3 separate regions of the Homo sapiens genome follow, and regions 2 and 3 are each linked to region 1. Evidence: chromatin loops called from intact Hi-C (ENCODE). Cell type or tissue: PC-3. All regions are shown on one strand.

Evidence for each region. Peaks named below come from ENCODE experiments on the same cell type or tissue, not always from the same donor. Only the 100,000 strongest peaks of a DNase experiment are listed, where the experiment ranks them.
Region 2: it touches region 1 in a loop (10-fold over the local background); 13 of 110 quality-filtered maps call a loop at or near these places.
Region 3: it touches region 1 in a loop (13-fold over the local background); 3 of 110 quality-filtered maps call a loop at or near these places.

The regions. Positions count from the first base shown.
Region 1 is chr2:45,021,659-45,029,658 of GRCh38, forward strand. No RefSeq gene overlaps it. Among named protein-coding and RNA genes, the nearest start is that of SIX2, 16 kb to the left of the region's middle. In PC-3, a CTCF peak has its summit at 3,274; DNase peaks (open chromatin) are centred at 3,413 and 6,813; H3K27ac peaks cover 1,080 bases.
Region 2 is chr2:45,490,854-45,498,853 of GRCh38, forward strand. The region is part of intron 14 of SRBD1 (S1 RNA binding domain 1); the gene reads right to left. Among named protein-coding and RNA genes, the nearest start is that of SRBD1, 120 kb to the right of the region's middle. In PC-3, a CTCF peak has its summit at 4,031 (motif pointing left); a DNase peak (open chromatin) is centred at 4,018; H3K27ac peaks cover 591 bases.
Region 3 is chr2:45,435,370-45,443,369 of GRCh38, forward strand. All of the region lies in intron 16 of SRBD1 (S1 RNA binding domain 1), which reads right to left. Among named protein-coding and RNA genes, the nearest start is that of SRBD1, 170 kb to the right of the region's middle. In PC-3, CTCF peaks have their summits at 4,973 and 5,175; a DNase peak (open chromatin) is centred at 4,962; H3K27ac peaks cover 2,677 bases.

The DNA of each region.
Region 1 (8,000 bases):
AAACAAACTCAGTTACTGAACTTTCCCCCTTCTCAATAGCTAGCGCTCTTAATTGGGAAAATTTGTAAGCTCAATCTGTTATAATCTTTGTAGTTGGGACTGTGGTCATGTAGCACATGGCTGGGGCTGTGGTCATTCACAAGGAATCTGTAATTTCTACTACCTTTTTTCTAGCCTATATTTAATCTGAGAAGTTTCTAGGAGGTCATACGTCACCTACGTCAGTACTTACAATGCCCACCAGCAATTCAATCCAATCTAATCTCATTCCATTCCAGTCAATGGACAAATATATACTTCTTTTCCCACAGTATAAATCTGAGGAGTATTTACGCTGCCTCTACTCTATACCCAGCTCTGTGTTAGGCTGTCAGAGGGGGAAGGCTAGCTGGTCAACAAAACTCACCTGTGTGAAGCAGAAGAGAGCAAGACCACCCACCACTCCTCACCACCATGATTGGGACACAGGTGTGCCTAGGTGGGCAAGGAAGGCTTCTCGGATGGGGAAGGTGGTCTTGGTCTGGGGTTTGAACAAGGAGAATTAGGATAGGGGAGGTGTGCCCCTGAGGCTGAACAGGTCTGGGCGAACAGGAGGAAACCATACTATTTCCTTTCTCAGCTCAGAGACTAGGCACATCTTGGCCTTGTGTTTGCTTCTGACTTTGGATCAAAGGAAGCAGGGAACCCCAGAGTCTCCTATTTAAGACTATAAGCTCCGTGAGGTCAGCGTGTGTGGCTGTCTTGTTCGTCATGGGGTCCCCTGCGTCTGGCTTGGCACCTGGTGTGTGGCTTCCTTGCTTCTTCTCTTCCCAACAATTCTCCACCGCAGTCCTAGTGACTTTCAAAATGTGTCACATTACTTTGATGTTTAAAATTATCTGATAGTTCCCCACTGCCCCCAGCACAAACTCCCTATGGAGATCTCCAAGGGCGAAGGTGATCCAGCCCCTGCTTCTCTCTCTCACTGCTTCTGATGCTCTTTCTCTGTCTCTTTGCTCATCATGCTTCTGCTGCCCTAGCTTCCTTCCTGTTCTTCAAATGTGCCAAACTTGTTCCCACCTCTAGGCTTTTACCTTGAGTGTCTCCTGCTCTCTCCACTGTATAATTATGTTTTATCTTCACACTTACCACCATCTGAAAGTATCATGCTTGTCTGATTATCGTTGACTGTTTCGTTCTTAGAGTATAAACTGCATGGCAAAAGGGACTTTGCCTGATGGACTCATGGCTATATCTCCAACATCTGGAACAGTGCATGGCACACAGTAGGTCCTCAATAAATGTTTGTTGAAGAAAGGAATGACTAGCAGTATTATGGTGCACAATGACTTGTAAATGACTGCAGGCTTCAGTTCCAGCCCTAACTGGGTCAGGTGAGGAGGGACTGCTGCCTTCCTGATCTACCTTAGCCGTACCTGAGAAAGCCTGCTAGGCTTTGTGTTTGTCGCCTATCTCCCTCCAGGTGTCCAAAGTGAGAGATTTCTGGGAAAAGCTGAAATACGTAGAAATATACAGAGTCAACCAATACACATTTACTCTGGCCATATCAGATGATGGTGATGGATGGCAAATACAGTCTGGTTGAAGAGAGAGGACTGGTGCTAACAATATCATCTGAGAATCATGCTGGACAGGATGAAGTTAATGCATAGAGCAGTGGTTCTAAACCTTTTGAGGTCAGGGACCCCATTGAAAACATGAAGAAAATGTGTCTTCCCAAGAAAATTCTCACATGCACATAGACATGAAAGGCAGCCTTCAATGCAGGGACTCACAGACCCCAGCATCCCTCCACCAGCCCTGAGCTCACCCCTGGATCCATGGTGGGGGCAGGCTGACAGAGCTTCTAGATCCACCAGTAGAAGGCCTCCTGCTTCTTCCTCGGGAGTCCTAGCACCCCTTTGGATCTAGAACAGGGCGTTTGTGTCCCTTCATAGCCACTAGTATGACAGGCATGAGAATGGGAAATAATCTTCACACTCCCTCACCCCATCCTACTGCACCAGGGGTCTGCCATCTCATCTAGGGCAGAGGCCATTCTTAGCCTTTAGTCAATACTGTCGGTTTCCTCAGACATCAAATACTTTTCCTTTCTCATAACTGTTCATAATTTACTGGATTAAATAATTTCTCCCTCCCTTCCTTTGCCCAGCCATAATGAACACAGAAATGGTCCAGCATCTAGCATGGCAACTTGTACCCCGCAGAAGCTTTTTAAAAAGTCTTTTTGTTAATTTATAAATAGTAGCTGTCTTTTATTGAGTGCTCACTATGACACTGAACAAGGGGCTTGAGAAGAAGGATTTGTGACTCCCCTGACAACTCTCTAAGGTGGAGACTGCCATTAGGCCCATTTTACGTAATGGAAAGTGGGTACTTGGGGTGCAGGGAGGTTAAACTAGGGACAGAGAAGGGAGTTGAAGCAAGGTCTGCTTGCAGAGTCTGGGCATGTGGCCACTGTCCTGTATTGCTACCCTGAGCAGCAGGACTGTTGAATTCATGTTGAATGCACTGACCATGCTTTGGATTCGGCAGGAGCAGAAGGTAGGAGGGGAGAATCCAGGTGCTGCTTGGTGGCCAGGTGGGCTAGTCAATGCCCACATGACCAAGCCAGGCTGCCAGGCCAGGATGCTTCTCCCCTCCTCCTGGCATGGTCCTGGAGCCCGGGCCACCTGATCTGGGATGCAGCGACGGGTGGATGCTATGACACTTGCTGGTATTCTGTATCAGTGGTAGCCAGGGCAAGAGGGAAACTGCCTCAGTGGCAGAGCTGGCTCATTCTGGAATGGAGATTGATTTCCCAGTGTCCCCTCCTGCCTCTCCGGAGCTGGTTGGTGTCAGGGAGGATATTTTTGTAAGGATGAACTGTTCTTGAATGTTTCCTGCAGCTGCTGGCCCAGGTCTCCCTCCAGCAGTCACAGGGCCTGTTATGTACACCTCCCTTTGCTTCCCAACATATTCAAATGAGAAGAAGTCCCCTCTCTGAAGAGCCCCTGGCTCTCAGGAACCAGCGGGATGCAAGAGTGGGAGCAGGCACGGTGGCTCCCCACCAGCCACCTGTGGTGTGGGGGCTCAAAAGAAGCTGTGTATTTACAGATTCTTCCTTTAATACAGGGCTGCAGCTGTTTTGAGGAAGGATTAATTTTCATCTTTCACCAGCTCAGAGAGGTCCTGGGCAGACATCAGGGAGAAAGAGTGACAATTTGGGGAACCCTAAGAGGTTTTGATTTATCTGGTCTCAACTTTCTCATCTATAAAATGGGGTTGCCAAGTCCATCAACAGGAGGTGCTCTTTCTCCATCCCTGACTGGTTAGAAGGTTGGCAGAGTAGCTCACACTTCAGGTGCCCAGATTTGACATGGCTGGGCTCCGAGCCTGGCACAGTGACATCACAAAGTCAGCTGGACCCTCTGTGCTTCCTGCATGACAGAATGAAAGTGGCTTTTTTTTTTTTTCATTTGGAATCCAAGATGCTGAGTCATTCACCAGCTCAGAAGAGGAGATTTTGTTGTAAAACAATCCAAAAGGCCCCTCCCCGCGTCCTTGCCCAGCACTCCAGGCCTCGCCCCAATGTTAATTCTGAGGGGATGCCTCCAGGAAAGCATGACAGCAGATGGAGAGGGCGGGGCTGGATGAAGTAGATTCTGGGAGGAAAACCAGGGTTTCAGAGTTTCCTAGGGGTGAACCCAAGCCAGGCATGTGCCCTGGGGGACCACGTATACTTACTTTCTTCAGATTCTATGTTATTCTTAAAGTCTTTATTGATCATCTATTGTGTGCCCAGCCATGTGCTTGTCTTTGGGGACCCTGAAAGGGAATACAGTTCCTAACCTAGATGACCTGACCATTTAGCTGAGGGTGGGGGAGACAAATGTAGCTCACCAGATACGGTGCACCTCCCGAAGAGTATGTGCTCAGTGCTTGGTGTGTGTTACAGGCAGGCCCGGAGAAGGTGGGGGGAGCTGGATGAAGGGAAAGGGACTTGGAGAAGAGGCAGAGGGCACAGCGGAGGGCATTCCAGGAAAAGCTGTCAGTCTGAGCAAATGAGTAGGAATGGTTTTGATTAGTAGTGGTGTTAAGGACACTGTGATGAGATTAACCAGAATTGAAGTAAATGGCAAACATTGGAGCAGTGTAGGGTATGGATTATGGAGGACTGGCTATCCACCGAAGACTTTTGAGCAGGAGAATATCTGAATAGAGTTGATTTTGGCTGCATAGCAGGCATGCAGGATGGTGCAGGTCCCCAGGTTTCTGAGTCTAAGCCCTAACTTAATCCTGAGTTGTTGCTCTCCTGGCTTTCTAAATGTAGCAACCATCCATCTATCCATTCATTTATTATCGATCTATTTATCCATCTATTAATTACTCATCCATCTATTTATTCATCCACTCATTCCCTTATTTTCCTCTTCACTGGCCTCTAGTGTAAGATCCTTCTCTAGGCCAGAGACACTGTGTTCCCTGCCATATTCCTGGTTTCTAGCATCGTTCCTGGTACATAGTAGGCCCTCAATAAATATTTTTGAGCAAATTCTCTCGCTGAGCATTCACTCACACATGTACACTTTGCACAGGATATTGAGTCCATTCTGCTCTACTTTTTGGGGGAGCCATAGCTGGTTATTTGAGGGGGTCCTAGAATGGTTCTTCAGTATCCCAACAAAGTCCTAGAGAGATCCTTTCCCCACTAGTTTAGACAAGAGCCTTGAGCTTTGAGAGGAGACCTGAAGGCTAGTCCCAGTTTTGCAAAGACAAAGTATGTGGCCTTGAGCACTAACATTTTCCCTTTGTTTCTTTGGCAGATAAATGAATAAGCTTGGGATAAGAGAGCTTTGAGAGTCATCAGACTCTGACAGGTTATAATTCTATAACCTTAATCCTTCTCATTATAGGGCAAATAAAACTATGTTAAAAAACTGTTGGAAATCAGGCAAGGTGGCTCACACCTGTAATCTCAGCACTTTGGGAGGCTGAGGCAGGAGGATTGTTTGAGGTCAGAAGTTCCAGACCAGCCTCGGCAACAAAGTGAGACCCTGTCTCTACCAAAAATAAAAAATTATCTGGGTGTGATGGCGCACACCCGTGGTCCCAGCTAGACAGGAGGAAGAGGCAGGAGGATCACTTGAGCCAGGGAGGTTGAGGCTGCAGTGAACCATGGTCATGCCACTGCACTCCAGCCTGGGTGACAGAGCAGGACTCTGTCTCAGAAACAAGAAACAAAACAAAGCAAAAAACAGCAAACCTGCTTGGATTCAATCAAAGGAAAGTTTCCCCAAATTCAGCAATTTAATAGGTTTCTCAGCAACATGGAGTCTCCATAGCTGAGTAGCTAAGTGTTTTTCAACCCTGGAATAGAATTATCTTCTGGTAGTCCCAGTATGAATGCAATACCCCACTCATAATTAGGAGAATCCAGCAGTGCCCAGAAAGCAACTTAATTGCTCTGAGACTGAGTTCCTTTCCCTGATTAAGTCACTTAATAAATGACCACATCAAGTAGCCTGAGGCTGGACATTTCCAAGGAGGATCTAAATCCCTTTTAATTTTCAGGGCTGTGTGCTTTCCTTTTGCAGCCTCGAGCTGCAGTGCCCAGCCTGCCATCTGAGAAGCATTTCTTCAAGGTGTCAAAAGGATGTGTCATGCATTTGGAACGAGGGCTAAATTAAAAGGCCGTACGACACATAGTTACATAAATTGAGGTATTTGGGCTGTTTCCTCCAGTATAAACTACTCATTTGGCAGTTTTTTCTGGAGCAGAAACACAGTGTGCAGTGGGACACTTGCCTGACGTTTACACCTCCCCACATGCATACGCATGCACAAGTGCACACACATGCGCAAGTGTACACACATGCAGTCAGGAAGGGAAGTGCAGGATCCCCTGAATTGGACATATCCATTTGGCCATATGGATTTTGTTGCTCAGAAGAGGCAAAGATTGGTGACTGATAACTTGGCACTTCTAATTTTCATACTTGCTTCTGGGAATGGCCCTGGGACTTGGTCCCCTTGCCTCTTGAGAGACTTGGGTTCTGTGATGAACTCATATAGCATGTTATATTTCTTATTTTTATTTTTATGATTTTTTTGAGACTGAGTCTCACTCTGTCACCCAGGATGGAGGGCAGTGGCGCGATCTTGGCTCACTGCAACCTCTGCTTCCTGGGTTCAAGCAACTCTCCTACCTCAGCTTCCTGAGTAGCTGGGATTAAAGGCATGCGCCACCACGCCTGGCTAATTTTTGTATTTTTAGTAGAGACAGGGTTTCACCATGTTGGCCAGGCTGGTCTCGAAGTCTTGACCTCAAGTGATCCACCCTCCTTGGCCTCCCAAAGTGCTGGGATTACAGGCGCGAGCCACTGCACCCAGCCATATATTTCTTAACTCGGAGAGGAGAAGAAACTTAAGTGATTTAATCCAACTGCCTCAATTTTAAGATGAAGACACCAGTGCCCACTAGTGCATAGCCCGAGAAAGCCAGAGCCAGTGCCAGGCCCCAGGTTTTTTGGTTCTTTATACCACATTCCCTCCCCACCAAGGTTTAGAGGGCATCATTTGCACCAGTCAGCAAAGTGACTGTCCTTGTCACTTTAGCTTTTGCTTTGCCTGGCAACTGGGCTGATGGGCACAGCCCCAGCCACACAGCAAAGGCACTGTAGTAGCTAGTCTCCCCAAAAGCCTCCCACTATGGGTCAACCCTCCCAGAATTCACACCAGTCCCTCCTACACTAAATCTGGGCTGGCCCTTTTAATCACCAGAATGCAGCAGAGGTAAGTAACACTTTGTGACTTCTGAGGCTGAGTCATAGAAAGCCTTGCAGCTTCTTCCTTGGACTCTGGAAACACAAGTTCAGGGAAAAGCCGCTACTGTGTAAGAAGTCTGATACTCCAGACTGCCATATTGTGAAGGAGCTCAAACTAGCCATGTGGCAAGAATGTGTGGGATGTGTGGGGGCCATCATCCAGTGTTCCCACTATCCCTGCCCAGGTGCCAGACATGTGTGTAAAGAAGCCTTTTGGGACACAGCCTAGTTGAGGCTTCAGATGTCTTTAGCTCCTGCTGACATCAGAAGAGACCCAAAGTGAGAACTGCCCAGCTGATCCTATGCAACCCCCAGAACCATGTGAAATTTATTTATTTAATTTTATTTTTAAATTAAAAAAGTAAAAAAATTTTTAAGAGACAGGGTCTCTTAAAATTCTGCTACCCAGGTTGGAGGGCAGTGGCACAATCATAGCTCACTGCATCACTCAAACTCCTGGGCTCAAGCAATCCTCTTGCCTCAGCCTCCTGAGTAGCTAGGACCAAAGGCATGTGTCACCACACCCAGCTAATTAAAAAAAAATTTTTTTTTTGTAGAGACAAGATCTTGCTATGTTGCCCGGGCTGGTCTTGAACTCCTGGCCTCAAGCTATCCTCCCACCTCAGCCTCCCAAAGTGTTGGGTTTAGACGCATGAGCCACTGCACCAGGCTAAGAAATTTAAATAAATTGCTTTAAGCCACTGTTTTGGGGGTGATTGTTACACAGCAACAGACACTGGAACTGGCACGAACGCATGCCATGGGTTCTCTGCTCTGTCCTGCCTCTAGTCAGGACCCCCTTTTTCCTTTCCTTCTGTACCCAGTCCCCCTCTCCCTCATCCCGGAGTTATCCCAGCTCAGATAGGCCACAAGACAGAAAATTGAGAGCAGACTGCCTTGGCTACTGATTTTACCCCAGGGAGAATACAAGTGCTTGTGGCCAGCTGAGAAGTCCCAGCTGCTCACAGCATGCTCTGAAACTGTGGGCTCCGGAGAGGCTGACGGCTTTGCTTCTACTTCATGCCGGTAAGAGACTTCTTCCACCACCTGCCAGGAGCTTTCAGATATTTTGCCATGTGCATTTCTGCTCTTAATCTAGTTTTGAAGGTTGTTTTTTCTTTTCATTTAAAAAAGTCACCGTTTTCTCCAATTAAACTCTTACTGGGTGGGAGAGCCTAGGGCCAGCACTTCTGA
Region 2 (8,000 bases), 470 kb after region 1:
TGGATTAACATTAATATTAAATCAATACAAAATGTAGTAAATTTCATATGCTTTACTTACTGAAGAGTATGTGTCTAATACACAGTTCAGTGCTCAGCATAGATCAGAAATCTTAAATAACCTAAATGCACAGAAAAACCTCAACATTGATTACTTCAATATAAAACATGTAAGGACTGAAGAAGTATATGTGACTAGAATTAATGAAACAAATCAAACTGGGAGTGATGATTTTTTTCCAGACATTGCTAAGAACAAAAGTTTTAATACCCTCCCTTTTTCATTCCTATTTAAGAGTTCAAGAATAGACACTTGCCAAAAGTACACTAAATTTACGAAAACACTTTCTGTTTGATGGGAAATTTTCCAATAAACTATTGGGAAATTATTCCAATTATCTCTAATATATTTTGAAGAAAGCAAAAATGAACTTTATATAAAATTCATATATCTAACGATTTAATATTACATTTCACAAAACAAATTTCTCAGCAGTACAAACAAATTAGCCTCAAAATCCTAGCAATTTGATTATTTTATGTATTTTGCCATGAAGCAGATGACTGAGCAGAATTTATCATCTGGGGGGATTTTAACTGCCACAGTTGTAATTCAACTAATTATTTATAGATTATTACAGTACTCAGAAGGCCCTTCAAATTGCTATAGTTTAGACCTTCACCTAAACCAATACATTAGTATTTCAAGCTTTAGATATAAGAAAGTACACTTCAGAAGCTAGCATTGAATTTACATTTTACCAGATCTAAAAGTTAATATGCCAATTCTCTATAATTAAATTGATAATTTAAGATATTTTATTTAAGCACTATTTTTAGGATTTTTATTTTAAGGAAACAAACCACACACTTATAAAGTAAAAAGCAAGTAAAGTACCTACAATATCAACGCATTCACTTTCAAATTTTTTAACAAAAACCCTATTGAGTTAAAAATGCTGCTTTATTTAATTAATTTATTTTTTTGAGACAGAGTCTCACTCTGTCGCCCAGGCTGGAATGCAATGGCGCAATCTCGGCTCACTATTACCTCCGCCTCCCAGGTTCAAGAGATTCTCCTGCCTCAGCCTCCCGAGTAGCTAGGATTATAGGTGCCCACCATCATGCCCAGCTAATTTTTGTATTTTTAATAGAGACGGGGTTTTGCCGTGTTGGTCAGGCTGATCAGAACTCCCAACCTCGGGTGATCCACCTGCCTCAGCCTCCCAAAGGGCTGGGATCACAGGCGTGAGCCACTACGCCCAGTACAAAAATGCTAAGTTTTATCTTAGGTAAAATTCAATGGTGTTACTTACAAAAAGCTAATCATTAATCAATATAATTTGTTTTCTGTATAAAAGATATACGTTTAAATAACAGAATTGATATCTCTACAGTTTACAAGTCTTTTCTACCATGACAGATTGTATGTTGATGAACCGTTTAAAACTAGGTTTTCAAAAAACTTTTCTTACAGTGACTATTCATTCTGACCATAAGGAATGTTATTATCATTATTATATTTTGCCAAATTGAGATGGGAAGGTGAGATTATTTTCATGAGAAAGAAAAACTAGGTTTTTTCTGTTGTTGTTGTTGTTTTTGAGACAGAGTCTCGTTCTGTCGCCCAGGCTGGAGTGCAGTGGCGCCATCTCCGCTCACTGCAAGCTCCACCTCCCGGGTTCACACCATTCTCCTGCCTCAGCCTCCCAAGTAGCTGGGACTACAGGCGCCCGCCACCACACCTGGCTAATTTTTTGTATTTTGTAGTAGAGACGGGGTTTCACCATGTTAGCCACGATGGTCTCGATCTCCTGACCTCGTGATCCGCCTGCCTCGGCCTCCCAAAGTGCTGGGATTACAGGCGCAAGCCACTGCGCCCAGCCAAAACTATTTTTTTTTTTAAATTACTGGGCTAACAGTTTTCACCTTCATTTACAAGATTTCATGAAGACTCTGCATGAATCTCTTTTCTTCCCATTTCCCAAATATGAAAATAACTTGGTTTTTCTGATTTTAAAATAAATTACATGCTCTTTTATGTTAACAGAAGAACTTAATTTAAAAGTAATTTGCTTAAATAAAAATGCAGTTATTTAGTAAGATACCAAAAATCAACTGGGATATAATTACTCAACACTGACTGATACCTTTTTAATTCTTTACAAAAGTATATTAGAATTCTTCAGGCTCTACAAATATCTAGCATCTTCCCCTTTTCCTTCCTTCTGCCTATCAAAAATGAAGGTATTAAAAAGCCACTATGCCAAATGCCTAGCTCATCTCAAAGTTTTAAAAATAATTTATCTAAAAAACATTCTTCCAACTTGTCAGACTGAGAAACATATCGTGAGAGGTTAAATGACTTGCACTAGGTTTCTCAACGAGTAATACAAAGCACTAAAAACATGAACCAACATAAATCTTAATTATTTGCATATGAGATAACCTGTTCTGAAGTATCAAAAGAATAGCTGTTTGTATTTTAGGGATAGGAGACAAGGCCAAAAACTAAACTACCACGAACAGTGGGGGCTCTGAGATTTAATGCTTAAAGGGTAGAGCTTACTTCTAAGAAAATATCAAAGCAATTTTAAATTCTTTTATGTAATGATGAATTATCATTTCAAGGATTCTCAAATGAGCAATATCTAGTCATCTTAAAAACTTAGGTAAGGCCAGGCACGGTGGCACACACCTGTAATCCCAGCACTTTGGGAGGCCCAGGTGGGTGGATCACCTGAGGTCAGGAGTTCAAGACCAGCCTGACTAACATGGTGAATCCCAGTCTCTACTAAATACAAAAAAAAAATCAGCCAAGCGTGGTGGTACATGCCTGTAATCCCAGCTACTCAGGAGGCTGAGGCAGAATCGTTTGAATCTGGAAGGTGAAGGTTGTAGTGAGCCAAGATCGCGCCACTGCACTCCATCCTGGGCAACAAGAATGAAACTTCAACTCAAAAAAAAAAAAAAATAAAATAAATTAGGTAATCTAGTGATTAAGAGGACATACGGAAACAAGCAGAATCATGTCCCGTCAAAGACTTTCAAACTGCAGAACTCTTTGGATGGTAAATTGAAAATCAGATCAAAAATCACAAAAATGTACATTCTCTCTGAACTAGCTATTATATTTTTAGCAATACATGCAAATGAAATGTAAAAATTCAAAAAAATTAAACTGCACTATTTATGATAGCACAACTGTGACTGAAACAAAGTGGAAAAAAATGCCTATCATTACAGTGTTCATTTAATTAAGCTTTCATTAAGAATTATTATTGTAAAATATTTTTATCTCATGTAAAATATTTATGATAAATTATTAAGTTAAAACTGGGTAAAGAAAAAGCAGGCTTATGTAATATAATGTTAATAGTATTTAAACATGTATTATTACTTTAATTGTATTCTTGTTTAAGTTTTTCTGCAATAACCATGTAATACTCATATGTAATCAGAAAAGGTTTAAAAATGTAAGAACAATTATTAATTGGTCAGGGAATCATATCAGATAATGGCCAACTTTTTTTTTTTAATTTACCAAGCTTTCTTTTAAAGTTATTGTGAACTTAAATCTTGGTAAATACATCATTTGTTTGTAGAAGATCTCAAGCAATGACATTTTATGACATCATTATGATAACATAAAAGAAAGATAGCTAAGCAGAAAAGTCAAGAATAAGTTCTCAACTTTTACACACAGGCCATTTAAGAAGCAAATGAATGATTAAAAAAATCTTATAAGAAAATACAAATTATACATCCTTAAATTTCACTTGGTCCTTGCCCTCTTGAATTTTACTTGGCCTCCCAAGTTATCCTTCATGATCACTAAGGCATAACCAGCTCACTATCTACAATATAAAATATGTGAAGTGATGCAGCAGTATGCCAGGAAAGTAGCATGTATGAAAAAGTACTAAGGGCAAAATATGGTGAGGCAGAAAAAGAGAAAGAAAATACACAACCTCCTTACTTCAATACCAAAGGAGTTTACCTTTAGATACGTAACACTAGCACCATCTGGTGGAGGACAAGTTAGAAGCAATTCTTCAATTACCAGCGTTTTGTTTTTGTTTTTTTAAGTTTGTTATGTTTCAAAAAAGATGATCATTTTCCACAGAGAACAACTCTAGTAGTGGTACAGTTATCACACAGAGGATCCACACCAAGCCTGGGAGAAAATAAAAAGTCTACCAACCAGAGGATCTAAGTATACTCCAGGATGGACATCCTATCAAATCTTAGCTACAGAGCAGTCTTTCAAAAGAACAGAATTATCTTGGCTACTTCTCTTTTGGTGCCCCATACCACAGTGGATGAAAAGAACACTTTCCAACCACAAAATAAACCTAAAATGGACAGACCCGAATTACCAACTAAAAAGCAGAGCTTTAATTTGGATTTTGGGGTTCCAAACTTCACAGAGATGACAAACTCAATGGTACCTTCAAATGCCATCATGGGGAAAAGCAAATCAACAAACTGAAGGACAAAAAAGATGGAAAGTTTGTTTCCTATTTGTAGATTAAGTACCTCTACTGAGGTAGAAGAAATTTCAACAAAGAATGGCGTAAGCAGAAATTGTTTCCCCTTACCTTCCACAGTAAGCATCTCACTCTCTCTCTCTCTTCCCTCTCTCCCCGCATTCTGCTTTTCTCTTTCAAAATCCCTCTTTTATCTTTTTTCTCTACCTGTATCTGATACCAACATAAAGTTGTTGCCATACCATAAAGTATTTAATGGTACCACTAAGGAAACTAAAGAAAAAAACTGCCACAGGACCAAACACAAGACCTGATGCGTAAGTGGCATTCGACTAGGCAAGAGGCAAGGGCCTGGTTGATACTGGGACAGGAAAAGCAGGCTCATAGAGAGGAAGGAACACTAACTGTGGAAGAAACCGTTGTTTGCAACAGTACTATAAACATTCCAGGTTCACTGCTAACAAGATACAAAACCTAAGGGGGCAGGGAATAAACACTATTCTAATTTTATAATTAAAATGGTCTTTGGTCAACATTTTGAAATGTATTGGCTTAAAAAACATGGTATGTCAACCCACCTGCCATCCCCACAAAGCACCCAAAAGTTGCTTCTCCTGATTCTTGCACTTAACTCCAAAATTATTTATGTCTTTTGTACTCAAATTTGTATTTACTCATATAATACCAGATTATCTGTATTTGTTTATACTTTTCAAGTGCACCTTCATTCAGATACAAATCTGAGAGCTGCACAGAGAATTGTGAAGTTTGCTTAACAAAGGGAAAAGTTTGCATCATTTTGCATCATTTACTCTTCCACTGCTCCTATGTTTTGTTTTGTTTTTATTTTTAGCTTAAATGCATCTGTGGGAGTTTGTCCAGTAATAAATATGAGAAGTTCAGATTGCTATGGCATAGATTTTTTAGAATAAAACATATTGCAAATTATTCTACTCCATCATTATCTAATAACGTAAGACAGAATTAGCCAACTTTGAGAATATTCTAATATTTTGCTATATTTTCCCAATAATACTGACTATTAAAAGCATTAAAAAAGAATGACAACAAAAAAGAAAACCCCAAATAAACAAACAGAAAAAAAGCAAAATGAAACAACAGTAAAAAGTAAAATAATAATAATAATTAAAAAGAGAAAGATAGAAGCAGCGATATACTTTGCCGGCAACAAACAGCCCAGTTCTTTTTTACCTATAGCTGAATAAAGTTTTGGAAATAACAATGGTTTCTGCTACATTCACTAATATGCTTCTATACTGTACTGTTACAATCTCAGCGAACTCCACTAACAAATGACATACATTCATGATGCCATTCCTCACTCCTCCCTCTCTCCCTTCTCTTACATTTGTTTATCTCTCTCCCCACAACCTCTACTTTCCTCTGAACTTATACCTCAGCAGGAGTCACCACTATCCAGTCAAAGGAGACCCTATCTACAAACTTCATCTAACATACTCACCACCCAGTAGCCTCCAGTTTGGATCTTGAAGATCTATTCTGGAGCAGCCTCAACCTTCAAAATTTCTGTTGGCCACCCAGCTAATGCTGAAAAAAAATCCTGAAAACACATGCTATGTACAGATCAGCCTCTTTTCTAATCATAGTTTTTAAAGTACACTGAACAGATGGAGGGAAAGAATGAGTTGCTCAGTTCAGCCGGCTGCTTCTTAATCTAGAGTCAGATCTTTACTTTTTTGTGATCACTGCACATTTCTGACTCTGCTATATTACACTGTGTAAATATTTAGGAGACATAATTCCTTTCAAGGATCTAAACTTCTACTGTCGCTATGGCAAATGAACCTGTTTATGCTATGTTCATTAATGGCAAGCCTAAAAGAACACAGGAATTTACTAACATGTGGTACACAAACATCACAATCATAGAGCTTCTCATGGGGACATACCAAGAACATGAAAGGCCAGTTTATTTTTACTGTCATTGCCCTATAATTTCCTTTAATTCTACTAGAACAGTCCTTAATTCAAACCCTTCCTGCAGTTACAGGAACAGGGTAGACTGAATGTACATAAACGGTACCAAAAACAACCCACATTTCCATTTAACTTTCCTTCAATCTAGAGCAGTAATTCTCAAACTGGAGCCTACATCAGAATTAGCTGGAGGGTTTCATAAAACAGATTGCTGAGCCACACCCCCACAGTTTCTACTTCACTGTGGCTGAGAATTTGCATTTCTAAGAAGTTCTCTGGTGAATCAGATACTTCTGGTCCCGGGCCCACACTTTTTAAGGTTTGCTGAGGTATGATTTACATTGCATAAAATTCACCCATGTTAAGTGAATATAATTCAATGACTTTTAGTAAATGTTGTACAACCATCACCAAAATTCAATTTCATATAATTTTTTTTTTTAAGAAACTGCCAGCCAGGCGTGGTGGCTCACGCCTGTAATCTCAGCACTTTGGGAGGCTGAGGTGGGCAGATCACGAGGTCAGGAGTTCAAGACCAGCCTGACCAACACGGTGAAACCCTGTCTCTACTAAAAATACAAAATCAGCCCGGCATGGTGACATGCACCTGTAATCCCAGCTACTCAGGAGGCTGAGGCAGGAGAATCGCTTGAGATCGCACCACAGCACCCCAGCCTGGGCGACAGAGTGAGATTCCGTCTCAAAAAAGAAAACTACCTAGGTGCAATGAATGAAGGCTCCAGTTTGTTCATATCCTTGACAATACTTACTATTTGTCTCTCTTTTTACTATAGCTATTTTAGTGGCTATGAAGTGTTATCTACTTATAATTTTATTTATATTTCTTTAATCATTAATGATGTAAACCATTTACTCAATGTACTTATTGGCCTTTTCTAACCTTCTTTAGTGAAATATCTATTCTGCCCATTTTTAATTGGTTTGTCTCCTTACTAGTGAGTCATAACTGTTCTTTACGTATTCTAACTGCAAGTCTTTTATCAGATACAATATTTGCAATTATTTTCTCCCAATTTTGGTTTATCTTGTCATTCTCTTAATGGTTTTCTGAAACAGAAAGTTGTGTGTGCTCATTTTAATTTTTGAAAATTACTTGATATATAACTGTTATACATATTTTTGGGGTACATTGATAATTTGATATCTGTATATAATCTGTAATGATCAAATCAGGGTATAAGTGGGATATCTGTCACCTCAAACATCTATTTTTCTTCATGTTGAGAACATTACAATTCTCTTCTATTTAAAAATATATAATAAATTACTGTTAATTATAATTTCCCCACTGTACTACGGAATACTAGAACTTATTCCTTCTATATAACTTCTTCATGCCCCCCAACTCTGGTAACTACCATTCTACTCTCTGTCTCCATGAGGTCAACTTTTTTGTCTCCCATATGAGTGAGAACATGCAATATTTGTCTTTCCATGCCTGGCTTATTTCAGTTAGCATAATGGCCTCCAGTTCCATCCAGGCTGCTGCAAATGACAGGGTTTCATTCTTTTTTTATGGTTGAATAATATC
Region 3 (8,000 bases), 410 kb after region 1:
TAATCTTACTGAGCTGGAGAAACAGACTGGAGGTTGGGATTCCTGAAGGTTTTAAGAGTATGATATCAGAGAGAATGAAGCTCTGAAGAGCAGTATTCCAGTTACTCATATAAGTGACATCTTAAGCATTTAGCTAAATACTAAGCTGCACATACCCAGGGCACCAAGACAAGACAACACAAGGCCAGGGGAAAAAAAAAAAACAAAAAAAAAAAACAGCTGCCTGTGAGTTGGCAGCTACCCAGAGATTCCTGAGATTACACAAAGCTGGGAGACATAGGACGTCCTACCAATCATACTGAAGAGACCTCGTTGAACACCCCGGATACTCTGCTGATACCCAGAAAGGGGTAGAAGTGAGCTATTCTAGTCCTGGAGAAAGGATTACACTACCCCCACCCTAACAAAATTTTAAAAAATAATCCTTACTCAGATGGGTTCACTGATGAATTCTATCAAACATTTAAGGAAGAAATTATACCAATTCTCTATAATCTTTTCCAGAAAATAGAAGCGGAGGGAATACTTCCTAAATAATTCTATGAAACCAGCATAACCTTAATTCCAAAACCAGACAAAGACATTACAAGAAAATGACAGATCAGTATTTCTCATGAACACAGATGCAAAAATTCTCAAAAAAGCTAGGAAATCAAGTCTAACAATCTATAAGAAGAATTATACACCATAGCCAAATATAATATATCTCAGGTATGCAAGTCTGGTTCAACATTCAAAAAATCAATTAATGGAATCTATCACATCAACAAGCTAAAAAAGAAAAAAAAAATCACATAGTCCTAGCTGCAGAAAAAGCACTTGACAAAATCTAACTAACACTCATTCATGATAAAAATTCTCAATAAACTAAGAACAAACGGGAAACATCCTCAAGGTGATTAAAAACATCTACAAAAACCCTACAGCTAACATAACATTTAATGGTAAGAAACCAGAATATTTCCCACTAAGATCAGAAACAAGACAAGGATGTCCCTTCTTACCACCACTCAACATCATACTGGAAGTACCACCTAATGCAGTAAGAAAAGAAAAGTTATATAAGATTGTGAGGTGTATTAGTCCATTTTCACACCGCTATAAAGAACTTCCTATGACTGGGTAATTTATGAAGGAAAGAGGTTTAACTGACTCACAGTTCCACATGGCTGGGGAGGCCTCAGGAAACTTACAATCATGATAGAAGGGGAAGCAGGCATGACTTACATGGTGGCAGGTGAGAGAGAGTGTGTGTCTAAGTGCAGGAAAAACTACCATTTATAAAACCATCAGATCTTGTTAGAATTTACTCACTATGAGGAGAACAGCATAGGGGAAACCACCCCCATGATCCAATCACCTCTCACCAGGTCTCTCCCTCAAGACCTGATGATTACAATTCATGATGAGATTTGGGTGGGGACACAAGGCCTAACCTTATCATGAGGAAAGAAAGAAAACTCTTTGTTCACAGATAATATGATCGTCTATGTAGAAAATTCAAAAGAATTGATTAAAAAACTCCTGGAACTAATACGTGATCACAGCAAGGTTGTAGGACACAAGGTTAATATACAAAAGTAAACTGTTTTCCTATATGCCAGCAATAAATAAGTGGTATTTAAAATTAAAAACACAGTACATTTACATTAGCACCCTCCAAAAGCTTAAAGTATAAATCTAATAAGATATGTATAAGATCTATAAGAAGAAAACTACAATACTCTATTGATAGAAATCAAAGAACTAAGAGGAGAGATATTTCATGTATGTGGGTAGGATGACTCAATACTGTCAAGATGTCAGTTCTTCCCATCTATAGATTCAACACAATCCCAATTAAAATTCTAAAGTTTATATAGAGAGCTAATTAGACCCAGAACAGCCAACACAGTATTAAAAGAGAATGAAGTCAAAGAACTGACACTATCTAACTTTTAAGACATACTACACTAAGCATAGTAATCAAGACACTGCAGTATTGGTTTAAAAAAAAAAAAAAAAAGACAAATAGATCAATGGAATAGAAAGCACCAAAAGACCCATATACATAGAGTCAACTGATCTTTGACAAAAGAGCAAAGGCAATACAATGGAGAAAAGGTATCTTTGCAACAGGTGGTGCTGGAACAACTGGACATCAACTTGCAAAATAATGAATGTAGACACAGATCTTACACCCTTAACAAAAGTAAATCAAAATGAATCATAAGACAGACATGGTGGTACATGTTGATATTCCCAGCTACTCAGGAGCCTGAGATGGGAAGATCACCTGAGCTCAGGAGGCGGAGGTTGCAGTGAACCAAGATCGTGCCACTGCACTACAATCTGGGCGATAGACTAAGACTCTGTCTCAAAAACAAAGACAAAAAATGAAACAAACTCACATCAAAATGAATCATAGACCTAAATGTAAAACATGAAACCATAAAACTAGGCAATAACATAGGAGAAAATCTAACTAAACTTGGATATGGCAATGACTTTTTTAGATACAACAATAAAGGCACAATTCATAATAGAAATAATTGATATGGATTTTGTTAAAATTTAGTGTCTTTATGATACTATAAATAGTGAATATAGGTTATTATCTGTTTGTCTAAACCCATAATGTGTAACATTATACCATAATGTAAACTATTAACTTTGACTGATAATGATATGCATTCATCAATTGTAACAAATGTGCCATTCTGGTGCAGAATGTTGAGACTGGAGGGGGCTGTGCATATGTGGCAGGAAGATTTATATGGTAACTCTCTGTAGTTTTTGCTCTGTTGCGAACCTAAAACTGCTTTAAAAATAAGTCTTGAAAAAAATCCCTATATGATTCATTCTGATCTGATAGTCTGATCTGAGAGTTAATTATCTGATTACCAGAAGAAAATTCAATACTCTTTAAAGGAAGACAACAAAATTTGTATTTTCAACAACACAGAGCATCCACAATATCCACCATGTAATAAAACTAGCTAGACATACAAAAATGCAGGCACATGTGACCAATAACAGAATAATGGGTCAACTTATCCAGCAGAAACCAAACTAGGATGACCCAGATGTTGGAAACAGCAGACAAGAACTTTAAAGTGGCTCCAGGACTTAAAGGCAAATATGGTCCCAAATCAATGAATAGATGGTAAACAGCAGTAAAGGAATTAAAGCTTTAATAAACAAAGAATAAAGAAATACAGCATCTGAAATAAAATTATTGAATGGGCTTAACAGCAGATTGGAGTAGAAAAATAAATAAATCAGTGAACACGAAGAGAGATATGCAGAAATTATCCTATCTGAAGACCAGAAATAAAAAAAGAAGGAGAGGCGAGGATGGGGGGTATAAAAGAACCTTAATGAACTGTGGGACAAGATCACAATGCACAACTATATGTAACTGGAGTCCTGAGAGGGAAAGAGAGAATAGGGCAGATAAATATTTGAAGTAGTAACAAAACTTTCCCCAATTTTTTCAAAAACATAACATAATGTAAAGATGCAAGAAGCTCAGTGAACCCTAAGAAGGACAAAAACAAAGAAAACTATACCTAGAAACTTTATGGTCAAACTGCTGGAAAACAAAGATAAAGGGAAAATTGTCAAAGTAGCCAGAGAGAATGTACATGTTATATATGGAGGAACAACAATATGAGTAATGGTTAACTTTTTATCAGAAACAACAGAGGCCAGGAGACAATGAAACGGTATCTTTAAAGTGCTGCACACACACATACACACACCACAACCACTTGTCAACCTCAAATTCTATATCTTTAAAGATAACGGAAAAGGGATTTTTAGATAAATGAGATCTCATTGCCAGCAGACCTACACTACAAAAAAATTTTAAAGGGAATTTTGCAGACTAAAGGAAATTGACACCAGCTGGAAAATATATGGGTAAATATAAAATTGTGCGTGTTTATTCTAATTTTACTTAAAAGACATAAAACCAGAAAGCAAAAAGTAAAACATGGTATTCTAGGACATATATATATATATATATAAAACAATTGATGAATGCATATATATATATATGCATATATATATAGCACAAAGAAGGAGGTGAGGTGGTAAAATATTAACCACTGTTGACTGAGAAGATATGACTGTGTATTATAATCCCTAGAGTAACCACTTTAAAAAAAATGCAAAGAAGTATAGCTGAAAAGTCAACAGAATTAAAATGAAAAACTAAAAATGATTTGATTTTCTGCCAAAATAAGGCAGAAAAGGAACAAGAAATGATCAAAAAGCAGATGGGACAAACAAAGCAAACAGCAAAACTGTAGACCTTAATTCAGTTATATTAATACTTATATTAAATGTTAGTAAAAACTCCAACTAAAAAGCAAAAATTGTCTATAAAGACTGTATCACTTAAAATCTTTGCATTTTTTTCTGCAGGTAGATCATACCGAAAAAAAAAAAGAACCATAAGTAAAAAATACAACCTAAGTTTCTAACCTGGTAGGCCAGATAATCAGTTTAGAAGACAACAGCAGTGCCCTTAACATCTGTCTCTCGGGTTTCATAGCTAGTGGCCGGGGTGCAAAATATAGAACACTTCTGGTTTTTGTCCACTGCAATCTGATAGCAGATGTCCTCCCCAGATGTCTCACCTCCTGACTCTAAAAGGTAATCCTTTTCTATATAAAGTATTTTGTAAAGCCAGAATCATTCTCAGCATAGCTTCTGTAGACCACATAGGTAGTCAGTTAATGACACAAGCTTGCTAGTTAGCTGCTTGTTTGGTTCTCATTCCATAAATAGACGTTAAGATACTGATCCTGCCTTTAAAAGTTTCTGGTGATGATTAAAATTTAAACAAAATATATAACTTCTTTATGAATCATGAAACTAAAAAAATGAGTCTTTTTGTATGTTATCTAAGAGTCCTGTGTTTAAATTTTAATGCAGACAAACTTTCATTCTTTCCTCCAGTAGGTGTTCTTATGTCCCCTAGTGGATACAGGTCGATATGGTGGACGAATGATAGGGCAATACTGGCTAAGTAAAGGTTCATAAATCCTAAATGTCTGCCTTGCCCACATATTTTTCCAAACCAGTACCTTGCACTATTCTAATTTACCATAAACAAAGAAAACATTAGTATATCTGAACTGGACCACACCTATCTGCCCCCATGTGTGGTCACTGGGCTAAAACATAGTTCTGGCTCATGACATATGCATGAACAAATGCACACCAATTAGCTACACATTTTGACCTGACATAATACAAAGGAGTTGACATTTCCACTGTAAATCTCTATTTTTAGAGATTTATAGCTTAGTCATAAAAGTGGACTTTAGAAAAATCAAGAGTGCAAACTTTTAGCCATAAGAAAGAATTTTTCCCTTCTAATAAATTAAAACAGTGTGTAGAAAATCTGATCTGAAACTATGGTTCTGTGTGAGAGAGACAGAAAGAGAGAGACAGAAATAGAGGGAAGGAGGGAGGGAAGGCAGGGAGGCATCCTCCTGGTGTTCAGAAATTTTGACAGCCATGTTTAAATTATTTGTCTGTTTGAGGAGACAGAGGTTGGAGAAAAAAAGAGTATTAACGCATAATAATAAAAAAAGGCTTTTCTTCTCCACATGTAGAAAAAAGGCTCTTTCCTAATGTTTCCAGTAGTAAGTTCTAAAGATACATTTTCTCTTCCCAAATACACATACATGTATGTGGCCACACATGTAGTCAGATGTGAACTGGCTTCCAGCCCATTATTATTATAGACAGTAAACCTTTCAAATTAGACCTGAGGCTGACACTGCCAGGACAGGATCCACATTAATGTGGAGTCAGAGAGTTAATATGGAAAGGAAAGGTTTCCTTTCGCTTCCATGTCCCATCTCTACATAACCATGGCGACAGAGCCCAGGCACTCCATGTGATCTGCAATGATCCTCCACACCTAGCCTCATGCACTGGTGGCAGTGAAGACCAGGCTGCAAAACTCTGCCTCCCATACTGTTCCTATCCCCATTTCCTATTTTATCCATAGTATTTATTATCACCTGATGCACACAGGTGTGTATGTGTGTAAGTAAATAAATATGATTTGTTATTGTATCCTGGTACATAGTACGTACTCACTCTAACTGCTGCTTTAATTTTATTTCCTTAAGTACTGGTTTAGTTGAAGATCTCTTTGTTCATTTGCTGGCCATTTAGACTTTTCTTTGTATTCCCACTTCTTAACACCATGCTTCTTAGTACATAGTAGCTACTCAATAAATTGGGTAAAGGAAGGAAAAACCAGGGACAAATTTCTAACAGTTCGGCTTTTGGATTCTTCTTGCTGAAGCTGGGAATTTGGTTTAAGAAAAAGAATTGCCCTAAAATAGGAGGAGATACTGGTGACGTGGCATTGCTTGAGGGCATTACAGCAGCACAATCTCAATTCCTATTATAGAAACGCTTTCTTAGCAGGCATCAATCAACAGCAAACTCAGAAATTTTAAAGTGAAATTTAAGATGTCCTAACATGTTAAGACTGACCATAGCCATAGGCCCTCCCACTCCAAGCTGCCAAATTCTCATGCCAATACTTTCTGGGTAGGTTTTTAGGTCAATAAAGAGTTCCTGTTAACTCACACCCTAGTCAGACTAATCTCTGATGCTTTAATTGGAAATGTTTAAGTCTTTCTTTTCCTGGGAACTCAAAACTTAAGCTTCTGTCGCTTCAAACATGAACTAAAGTACAGCATCTTGTCATACAATAAAAAGATACCAAAGAAGCTGGGAGATTTAGAACCGGTATGCAAAGACACACTAGGAAGTCCTGACATGTCAGCTCCCAGGTCAAGCCTTATGAAACTCATTTATGGGATGTCATTTACCACAGACAGATTCTCTATCTTATAACTGACATGGTCAGAAACCAATTAAGCACCTCTAACAGAAAGGTCCAACAGCATACGTTGGTACAGACACATACCTTGATGCAATTAATAGATATGGGAAAAAACTTATATGAAAATGTTGCCTTTAGACATAATCTTTTCTTTAATGTTCATTGTAGTAGGACTCATTTTCCTGCAATATCTCCCGTTCTGGGAGAATTAGGTGAAACCACACCCATTTGACCCACAGACTAACTGTGCCGTGGACAACGGCTAGGTCACAGAGTTAAAGAAAATACAAATTGAAGAATTCTGGAATTTAGAAAAGAGATATGGATATTACTAACTCCTCTTTACCAGGGAGAGAATCCTACGGTATAGGAACCAAATGTTGGTCCTTAAAGAAACAGCTATATGAGCAAGATCAGGACTCAGATAATTCATCTTATTCATTCTCAACCCATCAAGGGAATATTCTATTGGAGTAAATCTCAGCTTAGAACTGACAGTTTATTTTAAGTAAGTTTGGGTTTTAAAGTGAATCAGCAACTTATTTCCATTTTAGTTTGAGAGTTTTCTGACACTGAGAAGAAATGGAGATAAGGCAGTCTAGCTACCTTTACATGCCACCCTTTTATAATATTCTAACAAAATTTCTTTCCTTCTCTGGAGGCAGTAGTGTCTCGTCCCTAAAAGTAAGTTTGTAATAAATATCTACTGTTTTGAATGGCCACACGTAGTAACAAGCTACAGTGCTGAAATTGAAAGGAGGGCAATCTGGCTGAGACATAACCAAAAAAAGGGGAAAGTACTAAGAAATAAGGCTGGAGAGTAGACAAGCTCTTGTAAGTCTCCATGGCAAGGAGTTTGAATTTTATTCCAGAGACAACGGGAACAGAGATGGGATCTGACATACTTTTTAAAAATTATGCTGTAGAAAATGGATTTTAAAAAGACAAAAGTGAAAACAGGAAGTCCTGGTAAGAGACTTTCTCAGTATATCAAGAGGGAGATGATGGCTGCCTAGAGTCAGGTAGCTGGAGGAAAAAGAGGGAAAGAAGCAGATGGAGTTAATAGTAGAGAATGATGAAGCAAAAGGAAGAATAAAGAATCTTAATAACAAGAAGTTTTTAATGACAACAGGTTTGC